2 separate regions of the Homo sapiens genome follow, and region 1 is linked to region 2. The links are chromatin loops, found by intact Hi-C in ENCODE. Cell type or tissue: IMR-90. All regions are shown on one strand. Links, peaks and the distances in the headings refer to the core of each region. The heading gives the core; the rest is flanking DNA.

The links. Peaks named below come from ENCODE experiments on the same cell type or tissue, not always from the same donor. Only the 100,000 strongest peaks of a DNase experiment are listed, where the experiment ranks them.
Region 1: it touches region 2 in a loop (3-fold over the local background); 1 of 110 quality-filtered maps calls a loop at or near these places.

What each region holds. Positions count from the first base shown.
Region 1 is chr14:89,538,726-89,544,557 of GRCh38, reverse strand. It overlaps a transcript of FOXN3 not described here. Among named protein-coding and RNA genes, the nearest start is that of FOXN3-AS2, 35 kb to the left of the region's middle. In IMR-90, for the core only: no CTCF peak of the experiment used is centred there; a DNase peak (open chromatin) is centred at 3,597; H3K4me3 peaks cover 218 bases; H3K27ac peaks cover 1,521 bases.
Region 2 is chr14:89,845,223-89,851,054 of GRCh38, reverse strand. The region is part of intron 5 of EFCAB11 (EF-hand calcium binding domain 11); the gene reads left to right. Among named protein-coding and RNA genes, the nearest start is that of EFCAB11, 110 kb to the left of the region's middle. In IMR-90, for the core only: a CTCF peak has its summit at 2,681 (motif pointing right); DNase peaks (open chromatin) are centred at 924 and 2,704; H3K27ac peaks cover 782 bases.

The sequences.
Region 1 (5,832 bases), core at 579-5,578, 310 kb after region 2:
TTTCTCTGTCGCCCTACAGCATAAGGTTGGGATCTCAGAACCCTTAGTAAGGGTTTGTTGATTATTGACTGATGTCCTCAGATGTTAGCAAAAGGAGATTTTGCTAAATAATTGTGGCTAAATTCTAGCCCAGAGTTTTAAGTTTACAACGACCTGTGATCACGCTATTACATTCCAGCTTGGGAGACAGAGCAAGACCCTGTCTTAAAAAAAAAAAGGCCCAGCACAGTGGCTCACGCCTGTAATCCCAGCACTTTGGGAGGCCGAGGTGGGCGGATCACGAGGTCAGGAGATCGAGACCATCCTGGCTAACACAGTGAAACCCCGTCTCTACTAAAAATACAAAAAATTAGCTGGGCGTGGTAGCAGGCACCTGTAGTCCCAGCTACTTGGGATGCTGAGGCAGGAGACTCCAGCCTGGGCGACAGAGCAAGACTCTGTCTCAAAAAACAAAACAAAAAAAAGCAATCTCTTAAAAAAAATGCAGCTAAAATAGTACCAGACTGTATACCCATTAAAATTAAAAATACAAAATTAAAAAGCAGAATACCAGGCATAAAGATGCATTTGACACCAGAATCCATTACATCGAAGCTCCATCTTCATAACATTAATATTTTTCCAAAATATTTTGAGTACTTCCCCCCCACCCCCATTGGTTTTGGATATTCTGGTCTTAAAACCAAATCGGTTGTATACTAGAATGCAGAAGAGATTTATCACCCAGTAGAATGAACTTCAGTGAATCCTAGTGTTTCTGATAAGTTAGTCTTTAGTTGGGTGTTGGGATATTTTCTGTCTCTCTCTGATTTCTGAATTTGGAAGTGAGTTACAGTACATTTTTATTCGGTTTTAATCCATCAAAATCAAGTTAGTTGTAAGTGATGGAAGAGCTTACTTTGTGTAGTCCGGGCTGCCTGGAGACATCAGCCACATGCCAAAAGCTTGCTGGTTGCCCAGCAACCTTGCCGGAGGAATAGATTTTCTGCCACTGGCTCCCTTTTTAGTCGAGGCGGAATCTATTAACACTACTATTCTAGCCCAGAGAACTGGAGCTGGAGTTTAGCTGAAAAGAATGGTCGGGGTTTTTTTGTTTTTGTTTTTTTAATAACCCAGCACCGTGTTTCTGGCTTCTAAACCCTACTGCTAATTTCATTGACTTCTACATAAAGACTTAGAGCTTATTAATATTACTTAGCACAGTAGAAGCTAAAGAGGTCAGTCTTGTGCCTCCTTGGCCCCTAAGGAAGCTCATTGTTTCATCTCTGTAGAAACTACCTCACAGGCAATGGGTGTGGACCGTGAGCATCCAAGTTGAAGGGGGAGCAGAGAAGACTGACCTCATTTGCCCCCATACTTACTCCAAGTCCTCACCAGGTGTACTTGTTGGCTGTGCCTTCCAGAGGCAAACTTATTTGGTGGTTGAAGCTGCTGTTTCTTCAAGTATACGTGATCCAGCTCTGATTGAAAAGCACCTGTGTATTCCTTCCTCTTACACTTCAGTCAAAGAGTGTCTTTTCTCCTTTTGTAGCTAAATACTTCACCGGCAGGATTGATGGTTTCCTTCTACCAGGGGAGTTTGTGCTGCTGGCAGCCCCATTGTTTTGCTTCTGCTGTTAATGTAATAGCTTTGGGTTGTAGTGCAGGAAGATGATGCCTAAGTCCAGCGTCAGGTGGCTGGAGTTCTTTGCCACTGCTGAAATGCAATTTTAATAATGGACTGTATCAGCCAAATGTGTTTCCTTGCCTCTTTGTAAAACAAAAGAAGATCTCAGCATATTAACCCATCGATGGCAGGAAAAAATCAAAATCTCCAAGAATGCCAATTAATGAAATGGCACTTGCATCTCAAATTATAAATCTCCTTAATACACTTCAGAAATTCTCTGGGTAGACAAGGAAGGGGTTGCTCCAAGCCATCTCATCAGCCCCACTTTTTCTAAGGCACAAATGTAGAAAAGATGCAGAAAGTAGTTTGTGGTTTGGTAGAGAAACGAGCTGTTCTACAAAAGCAATGACGAACTTGACTAACCTCAGGTTGCGTTTATTTGTTCTGATCATGCTGAACTTTATTAATTGTGAAAAGTCTGTCAGAGGCGTTCGAACCAGAGTGACTCCATTTTGAGCAAGGGCTAGGAAAATGAGGCTGAGATTTGCTGGGCTCCATTCTCAGAAAGTTAGGCATTCCTAGCCTCTAGATGTTTACGGTTAAGGGAACAAATTAATAGTGTTTACTAAACAGACTCAGACTTGGGAGTGTCCAGGTATCCTGACATCTGGAGAACAAAGGCACTCTTAATTTTGCTTTAAAGATAATAATATCGATTCTTGCAAAATATAGTAATTAAGAAAATTAATCCTTTATCGCAAACCCTTGTAGCAGAGCACATCTCCCCATATATACAAGTATTGTACTTAGGGTGGATGCGTTCCTCCTCTTACTTTCAGGAACATCGTACTCTATCTATGGAGTAGCTGTTCTTTCACCACTTTACTTTCTTAATAAACTTGCTTTTACTTTGCACTTCGGACTCGCCCTGAATTCTTTCTTACGCGAGATCCAAGAACCCTCTCTTGGGGTCTGGATCGGGACCCCTTTCCTTTAACAACTTGGGTCTTTGGGCTTATATTTTCCTGAGTAATCTTAGAATATTGCTGATGCAAGGGACCTTTTGTAGTTCCATGTGCCCAGTTTTACAAGTAAGGAAACCAGAGAAGTGAAAAAGTTTGCTCAAGGATGTACAGCTATGTCCAGAGTGGCAGAGCAGGGAGCAAAATCCCAGCCATAGCACTGTTACGGGAAAGGGGTCCTGATCCAGAGGCCAAGAGGGTTCTTGAATCTCATGCAAGAAAGAATTCAGAGCAAGTCCATAGAGTAAAGCAAAAGCAAGTTTATAAAGAAAGTAAAGGAATAAAAGAATGGCTATTCCATAGACAGAGCAGCTGCGAGGGCTGCTGGCTGCCCATTTTTATAGTTATTTCTTGATGATATGCTAAACAAGGGGGGGATTATTCATGCCTCCCCTTTTTAGACCATATAGGGTAACTTCCTGACATTGCTGTGGCATTTATAAACTGTTGTGGTGCTGGTGGGAGTGTAGCAGTGAGGAGGACCAGAGGTCCCTGTGGTGGCCATCTTGGTTTTGGTGGGTTTTGGCCAGCTTCTTTACCACAAAGTGTTTTATCAGCAAGGTCTTTGTGACCTGTATCTTGTGCTGACCTCCTGTCTCATCCTGTGACTTAGAATGCCTTCACCGTCTGGGAATGCAGCCCGAGTAGATCTCAGCCTTATTTTACTCAGCTCCTATTCAAGATGGAGTTGATGTGGTTCAAACACCTCTTACAGCACCACCCACATGATGTGTTTGAATTGAACCAGGAAGGAAAAGTGCTTGTTTCTGTAGCTCTGGTTCCATTCATATATCCAACAAATATTTGCGAGAGATCTGTCTGGTGAGGTCCTGAGCTTCCAATGACACAATGTACAAATTGAAATCAAAATCGGTAAGAATCTTAGAATTCTTCCAATTCTAACATACTGTGACTCAGCCAGAGATACTCTGACTCAGCCACTTAGTTTATTCATTCATTCATTCATTCAGTTCCTTCATGTTGCAAACACTTATTAGACATTTCCTACTTACTACTGCAAATCTCTGCACAACAAAAGTATTTTTAAGACCCGATCTGAGTCACTTATATCAAGGAACATTCCATATAGATTTTTCTTAGCAGCAGCAGTCTTTGGATGTTTTATCCTAACAAAATTTGATTTTTAAAGGCATATAACTCGTTCATTTTCCTTTTTTTTTTTTTTTTTGAGACATAGTCTCACTGTGTTACCCAGGCTGGAGTGCAGTGTTGCAATCTCGGCTCACTACAGCCTCCGCCTCCCAGTTCAAGCGAGTCTCCTGCCTCAGCCTCCCAAGTAGCTGGGACCACAGGTGCGTGCGACCACGCTCGGCTAAATTTTTTTTTTGTATTTTTAGTAGAGACGACGTTTCACTATGTTGGCCAGGGTGGTCTTGAACTCCTGACCTCGCGATCCGCCCGCCTTGGCTTCCCAGAGTGCTGGGATTACAGGCGTGAGTCACCGTGCCCAGCCTCATTTTCTTTGTAACTGGTTGCTTTAGGTCTCCAGCCAACTTTATATGCGAGATTTTAAAAAAATGCTATCAAACTCTAGTGTAAGGATTTGCTTCAGTTTTAGGTCTATGTTAAGCATGCCTTTTAGAGGACAGTGGTAAACATTGGTTTACTTGGCTAGGTAAAGCATCTGTTTTCAAGGTCTTGATCTAACCACATACCCCACAGTCACTTGTTCCTGGCCTTTGTTGTTATCTCTATTTGCTCAGAAATGTCCACAATCCTAAAGTCTGCTGTAAATTTCACATGGTTATTGCATTACCTTCTACTACCATGCTGCAAACACCAATTTGAAGGAGTGGCGTGAGAAAACAACTAAAAGTATTTATCCTGCTGTTCTTTGCATTTTCTTTGTTCTGTTGCATCGTGATATCTGGCTATCGGATTTCATAGAAAAGTAGAAACAGCCGAGGGCACTGTTTTTGTAATTTCATATTAAACTCATTTCCTTGAAAATCTGGCTTGAGATGAGTGTTCTTCAGACTTCTCTTCCATTTTGGTATGTTTCCTTTTTCTTTTCTCATGCAGCCTATGTCTAGTTTTTCAAGCACATTGAAGTTGAATATATTTTTGTTTTAGTATCAGAAGGCACAGCTGCCGTGGACTAACCCTAACGAGCCTCCCTCTGTCACCCATCAGTGTCTCACGCAGCAGTTCCTGACCATCAAAGTGTGCTCTGTGCTAAGTACTCTGCTGGATGATTTGGCTTGAATTTCTCAATAAATACACCTACTTACCCTAAGAGGCAGTTAATATTATTCCCATTTGACTGATATGGAAACTGAGGCTGAGAAAGTGGAAGCAATTTTTAAGTCAAGTCACACAATGTAAGTGGTGAGCAGGACCCAAGGTTGTGTTTATATGATTTTGAAATTTTGTTATCGACCCTACTTATGAGCCCTGCTTTATTTCTCCATTATAGACATCCCATTTTGTTTTTCTTTTAAACTGAGACAATGGCAAAATAAAAACAGGGGAGTGTTTTATGTATCATTTTCACTGGACCGGTATTTTCTGTGTTTTTCAGAACACTAGCCAGCAAGCTCCTAAAAAACAAACATTAAATTAATTTGGTCAAAACTGCACATTATATCCTTTTCTAGGAGATACTGTTTTATTTTATTTCCTTTTCTCAAATTTCCATTTGACTACATAACCTTTTTATCTTCAAATGCCTTTAAAAGCACAAATTGGGAAAGGTTTCAGTTAAAAGACAAGTGAAGAATTTGGTATTATACAACTAAATTTTTAAAAATAAAAAAAAGAAAAGTGGCCAGGCACGTGGCTCACGCCTGTAATCCCAGCACTTTGGGAGGCCGAGGCAGGTGGATCATGAGGTCAGGAGTTCGAGACCAGCCTGGCCAACGTGGTAAAACCCTATCTCTACTAAAAATACAAAAATTAGCCAGACGTGGTGGCGGGCGCCTATAATCCCAGCTACTTAGGAGGCTGAGGCAGGAGAATCGCTTGAACCCATGGGGCGGAAGTTGCAGTGAGCGGAGATCGCACCACTGCACTCCAGCCGGGGCGACAGAGTGAGACTCCGTCTCAAAAATAAATAAATAGATAAATAAATAAATAATAATAATAAAAGGCCAGGTGCGGTGACTCATGCCTGTAATTCCAGCTCTTTTGGGAGGCTGAGGCGGGCGGATCACCTGAGGTCGGGAGTTCGAAACCAGGCTG
Region 2 (5,832 bases), core at 390-5,389:
TAACTAAAGGTAGATGAACACTGTTGGCTCAGTGGATGAGCAACAAATTGGAATTCTGAGTCTGTTCAGCCTGGGCCTAGGCTTCCCACTAAATTGATGTGTGGTCCTAGGCAAGATACTGAGTGTTTAACTTCCTAGGGCTCAGTTTCTCCTTCCAAAATTAGGAATTATAATACAGATTTAGCTTACTAAATCCCAAGAAGCCACTAACCAACTAACTAATAATAAATGAGGCCATGTAGCGTGAAATCCTCTATTAACTTCCTCTTTTCCCTTTTTAGAGGTGAAAGTTAAATGTCCTACAGTGATCAAATAATTAAGTAAAATTTCACTGGACATTTTGACAAGATTGGTTATTGATTCATCAATTCATACACACACACATACATACATATCTGGACTTACACATACAAAAGCAAGGGCTTAGAATGGAGGTAGGTTTAAAACAAATGTAAAGGAGTTTCCCAAGTTTTTAATCATCTATTAGTTCATCCAGGCAATGTTAACAATTATGCAGAGCAGCACCTCTCAAACTTTATGTGCATAAGAATCACCTGGAAGGCCTTTAAAATGTCCCTCCTGGGCTCCATCCTCAGAGTTTCTGATTTGGTAGATATTGTGGTAGGGCCTAAAATTAGCATCTAACAAGCTCCCATATGATATTACTGGTGTGCAGACCACACTGTGGGTCGCACAGTCTAGAAACATTCGGAATGCCAAGGTAAGGAAGACACATGGTGTCTGTAAGGCAGGTAGGATTAATATTAATACTCCATGGTGTGCTAATATTAATTATACTGTATCACAGTGTGTGTGTGTGCACAGGACCATGTGTTCTAAAATCATTTCAGAGAACATAGTATGTGCAGAGGCTTAGAGAATTGAAACTACATGACACATTCAGGAATGTGAAGTTTGCATCACTGCAGCAGAGAGCATGTGGCTGGCCGGGAGGCAGGGGGTAGTCTAGTAGGGGTGGGGAGGAGAGGAACATGTGGCAGAAGAGATGCCAAGATCTAGGTAGAGCTCTGATGGTAATTAGGGGGCTTGTGTACTCCAAGAGATTGGATTGCTTTCCTAACCTGAGAACAAGAGAAATGGAACAGAGAAAATAAAAGATTCACTAGAGTTCTCAAGGTGGTAGAATTAATGATAGCGTAGAATTTATCTAAATATAATCTAGTTAACCCATTAATCCTGCTGAAATTACACTTCAGTTGAAAGTCAATCTCTTGGGTATCTGGTTTCTTCATTTCTGGTCATTTTTGTGCACCATATGATGACTTACGTGTTCTTAAATATGACCTGTTTTCCATTATTTTCTAGGTTCTTTTTCTATCCAGTGAATAGTCAGCCAGTAATCCTTGTCCCAAATTGATTATAATAATGAACAGGTGGAATACCAAGATATTAGCAATAAGAGTATCTTACCAAAAAAAAAAAAAAAACAGATTTCCTTGTTACAAAAGCAATGCATACTTATTACGGAAGCTACAGACAAGCAAAGAAACCTCCCACAATCCCACTCACATTTAGAAAACCACTGCAAAACCCCCTAGACACTAACTTTTTAGATTCTTTTCCATGTAGATGTGCATTCTTCCCTACCAAAATAGATTACACCATCTACGTTTTGAAAACCAGCACAGTTCATTTACATAATCTGCCAATTGTTGGACATTTGTACTCTTCCAATCTAATTCCCATTGTTTCACATTTAGTCTGTTCCAAGTAATTTCCCATGGCTGATGCCTAAACTGAAAGTGAAGGGACAGGAGTCAGCCAGGCAAAGATGGTGGAGTGGAGGGATAGACATTCTAGGTTGAAGTACTGCCTGGGCACAGACCTAGAGGTGAAGCAACCATAACATTTGTGAGAACCGAAGGATGTACAGTAAAGCTGGACCATGGAGGGTGAAGGGTAATGGGAGTGGACGTTCACAAGATTAAAACATTGGAACTAATAGCCTACAGTTGGATATCCAGGGGACTAATTGGCCAAAATTTATTTAGGGAAAAAGTAGAGGGAATAAAAGACAAAAAGAGAAAAAATCTGCAGCTTATCACTGAACGTTATTCCTTTTCAACCAGAATGCTTTATTTTCATTTTTATTTATTTATTTTTTCTTGAGACAGAGTCTCGCTGTGTCACCCAGGCTGGAGTGCAATGGTGCCATCTCGACTCATAGCAACCCCCACCTTCCGCGTTCAAGTGATCCTCCTGCATCAGCCTCCTGAGTAGTTAGGACTACAGGTGCTTGCCACCACGCCTGGATAATTTTTGTAATTTTAGTAGAAACAGGGTTTCACCATGTTGGCCAGGCTGGTCTCAAACTCCTGACCTCAAGTGATCCACCTGCCTTGGCCTCCCAAAGTGCTGGGATTACAGGCATGAGCCACTGTGCCCGGACTCAACCAGATTGTTTTAACACAGTGTTGCTTTCACCAACTTGATTCGGACTAAGTTGGTTTTGGCAAATGGCTTTCAACCAAATGATCTATACCCAAATTAAGAGGATTTGGGGGCTTACTGGATCCAGTGCCGTGCTGGAGCTGACTTATGCAGGCTCTCAAGACATTTCTGCCCATCTTTTCAGTAATGTCACCTTCATAGCTTGAAATCAGCAAATGCTACAAATCAGGGATTTTTTTTCATTCAAGCCAGTTCTGCAGCACACCACTAGATGTAGCTGAGTGAGAGGGAAGAAATCCAAAATAAATGTCCTGGGTTTTGGCTTGGGAATTGAACACTGAAGTCATATATCGGTACCAAACATCATAAACTTTGGAGTCAGAGGACCAAGATTTGAATCCTAACTGCCATTTTTCTGCCATTTCAAGCAGAGTAATTCTCTAAGCCTCAGTTTCCTTATATGTGAAATGGGGTCACTAATATTTAACTTACAGGATAATGATATAAATTAATCCTTGAGAGAGCTATTATGATTATTACTGCAATAAAAGGAGAAGCATGAGGGCATTCAGTTGATATTTTAATATGTAAAGTTTGAGTTACTTTGGGGAGCTTAGGTAGAGAATCCTGTAATAACAACAATAGCTAATATTATTGATTGTTAACTACGTGCTTTACATACATTATTTTGTTTAATCTTCCAAAGAACTGTATAGGTAGGTATTAGTGATATGATTGCTCTCATTCTGAACCTGAGAAGACTGAGTTTTAAGTTAAGTATCTTTCTCAAGGCCAGACAGCTGGTAAATGCAGAGACAATTTGGAAGGCAAGTCTGTCTGAATTCAGAGTCTGCATTCTTTTTTTTCTTTCTTTCTTTCTTTCTTTTTTTTTTTTTTTTTTGTGAGACAGAGTTTCTCTCTTGTTTCCCAGGCTGGAGTGTAATGGTGCAATCTCAGCCCACTGCAACCTCCACCTCCCAGGTTCAAGCGATTCTCCTGTCTCAGCCTCCTGAGTAGCTGGAATTACAGGCATGTGCCACCATGCCTGGCTAATTTTGTATTTTTAGTAGAGATGGGGTTTCCCCATGTTGGTCAGGCTGGTCTTAAACTCCTGACCTCAGGTGATCCGCCCGCCTCTGCCTCCCAAAGTGCTGGGATTACAGGCATGACCCACCGCACCCAGTCTAGAGTCTGCATTCTTAATCAGTGTGCATATGGGCCTCCACTCAGCAGAGACATCTGAGCTACATGGTGTCAGTTTGTGAATGTTCTCAGTGGTTCAAGTCTTAGGTTTGAATGAGGTACTGGAGGAATCTATAGAATCAGAAAAGCAGAAGGCAAGGATGCAACTCTGGGCAACACTGAATTTGAAGGTGAGGTAAGAATTTAGAGAAAGAGGGGATGATTAGCAGTTTTGGATGCCATCAGGAGATCAAAAAGGGTAAGAATTTAAAAAGGTTATTTGGATTTGGCAATATGAAAAGGATTGGTAATTTTAACAAAAGCAGCTTGGGCAAGATAAGGAAGGCAAAGGCCAGATTGCTTTGGGTTGAGAAGTAAATTGGTAATGATGAAGTGGAGAAAACTGGTATAAATTCCTTTTGAAGAATGAGGTGCTAAATAAGCTATTTGGAATCCAGGGAGATATTTAAGACATAGATGTATCGGGCAGAAATAGTAGAAGTGAAGGAATGTGATTGAAGAAAGCAAGACCCTTCCTTAGGAGATAGGAGAGATGGGATCCAAAGCCTGGTAGAAGAATTATGACTGGATTGACGTCAGGATTGGGCTTTTTAGGTTGGGTGTGATAGAAGATCAAGGAGGCAGAGAACTAAAGACAGTCATCAGTATAACCAAAGTCATGGCATCGTAGGCTGCAGACTAGGAAGAGAATAAGTAAGATCAGGAGGCCATTCATAGACTTAGAGAATGTAGAGGGGCCAAGGTCTTGGGAGTCTCAAAGATGCTGAAGAGAAGTTGGGAGTAAATGAAGAACTGAGTTGTGAGTACAGGGAGTTGTGCACGGTATTCTTGATATTGATCAATTAATGTACAGAGAAGCCTGGGTAGCTGATGATATCCCTGGCCCTGCCATCAGAGATCAATTGTTGAAGCAGAGTGAAGGTGAATTCATCAGAATTGAAGAGCTGAAGGGACTAAGCTCTTTGCACTGGTATCCTTTTGAGTTCCCAACTAGTAAGACTACATCTTTTTAATAATACTTTGTTAATAATCCAAATGTAATGTCTAAAGAGGTCCTTCCCCATTATGATGGAAACATTCTTCATGGTTAGTGACGTTCTTTCATTGGTGTCCAAGAAATCTGATAGAATCTTCAACTTTTTCTTAGTATGTTCATCCTGAGACTGGTAGGGGAAGTGTCCTGGGTTCATTTCTTCTCCTTCCAGAGGATGTACAGCTTACGCTTTCAGAAGCATAATGCTAATAATACTAATAGCTGTCATTTGTTAAGCACTTACTACATGCTAGCCACTGCGCTAAGCACTTTATGTGGATTATCTCTTTATACACTTATAACTCCGCAAGATAGGTGCACTTTCTGTGTCTATTTTATGGATGAGGACTCTGAAGATTAGAGAGGTTAAGTCCCTTGCCCAAGGTCACTCAGCTTGTAAATGATGGAGCCAATATTCAAATCCGGGCAATTTGCATCTAGAACTTGAGATACTAACTCTGTAAAACTGTCTGTCGATGCTGGGGAGACCTAAGTCAGCCTCATTTTGGAGGTTAGTGTATTCCTGTTTGTGAAGGAAGAGGAAAGCAGCCACCCTGGGGCCCCTGTCCAGAGACGCACCACTCGACCCAGTACTCCCGACTGCACATCCGTCTCCCTGTTGACCATCTTCAGCCTGCTTCTCCCTAAAGCACAGAATCACAGTGTCCTTTGGGCATTCCATCACCCCATACAGTACTGCTCACCTAAGACAGTGCCCTTCACTGCCAGGGGCAGCATGAGATGTCTTCCCAAAGCCCCGCAGAAGTTAATCCTCTGGGCACTCCTTACAAGAGAGCTGAAGAATGGCATGAGAGCCGTTTCATTCCACTGTTGATTCTTGGAAATACCAGAGGGTTGTTTCACATAGACACGTCACTGTGATGGCTCTTGGCTGTTCAAAGTGCAAGGAGGTTGCTGTGCTGACGTCGAAATCTTAGTTTGAAACCTTATTTCAAGAATGCTCAGAAAAGTAATATAAGAAGTATGCAAGGAGAAGAAAGCATTTCTAATGATAAAATGAGTAACTTAATTTTAAGACCTCCTTGAAAATCATATTAATTTGTTTCTAAATTAATTTGCTATTTGCTGAAAGCTACTTTCAGAAAATGATACCTTGTCCTGTGGTATGCCTAACTCTAACTTTTATATTTAAATGATCCGTTTACTTGGATGAACTCATGATG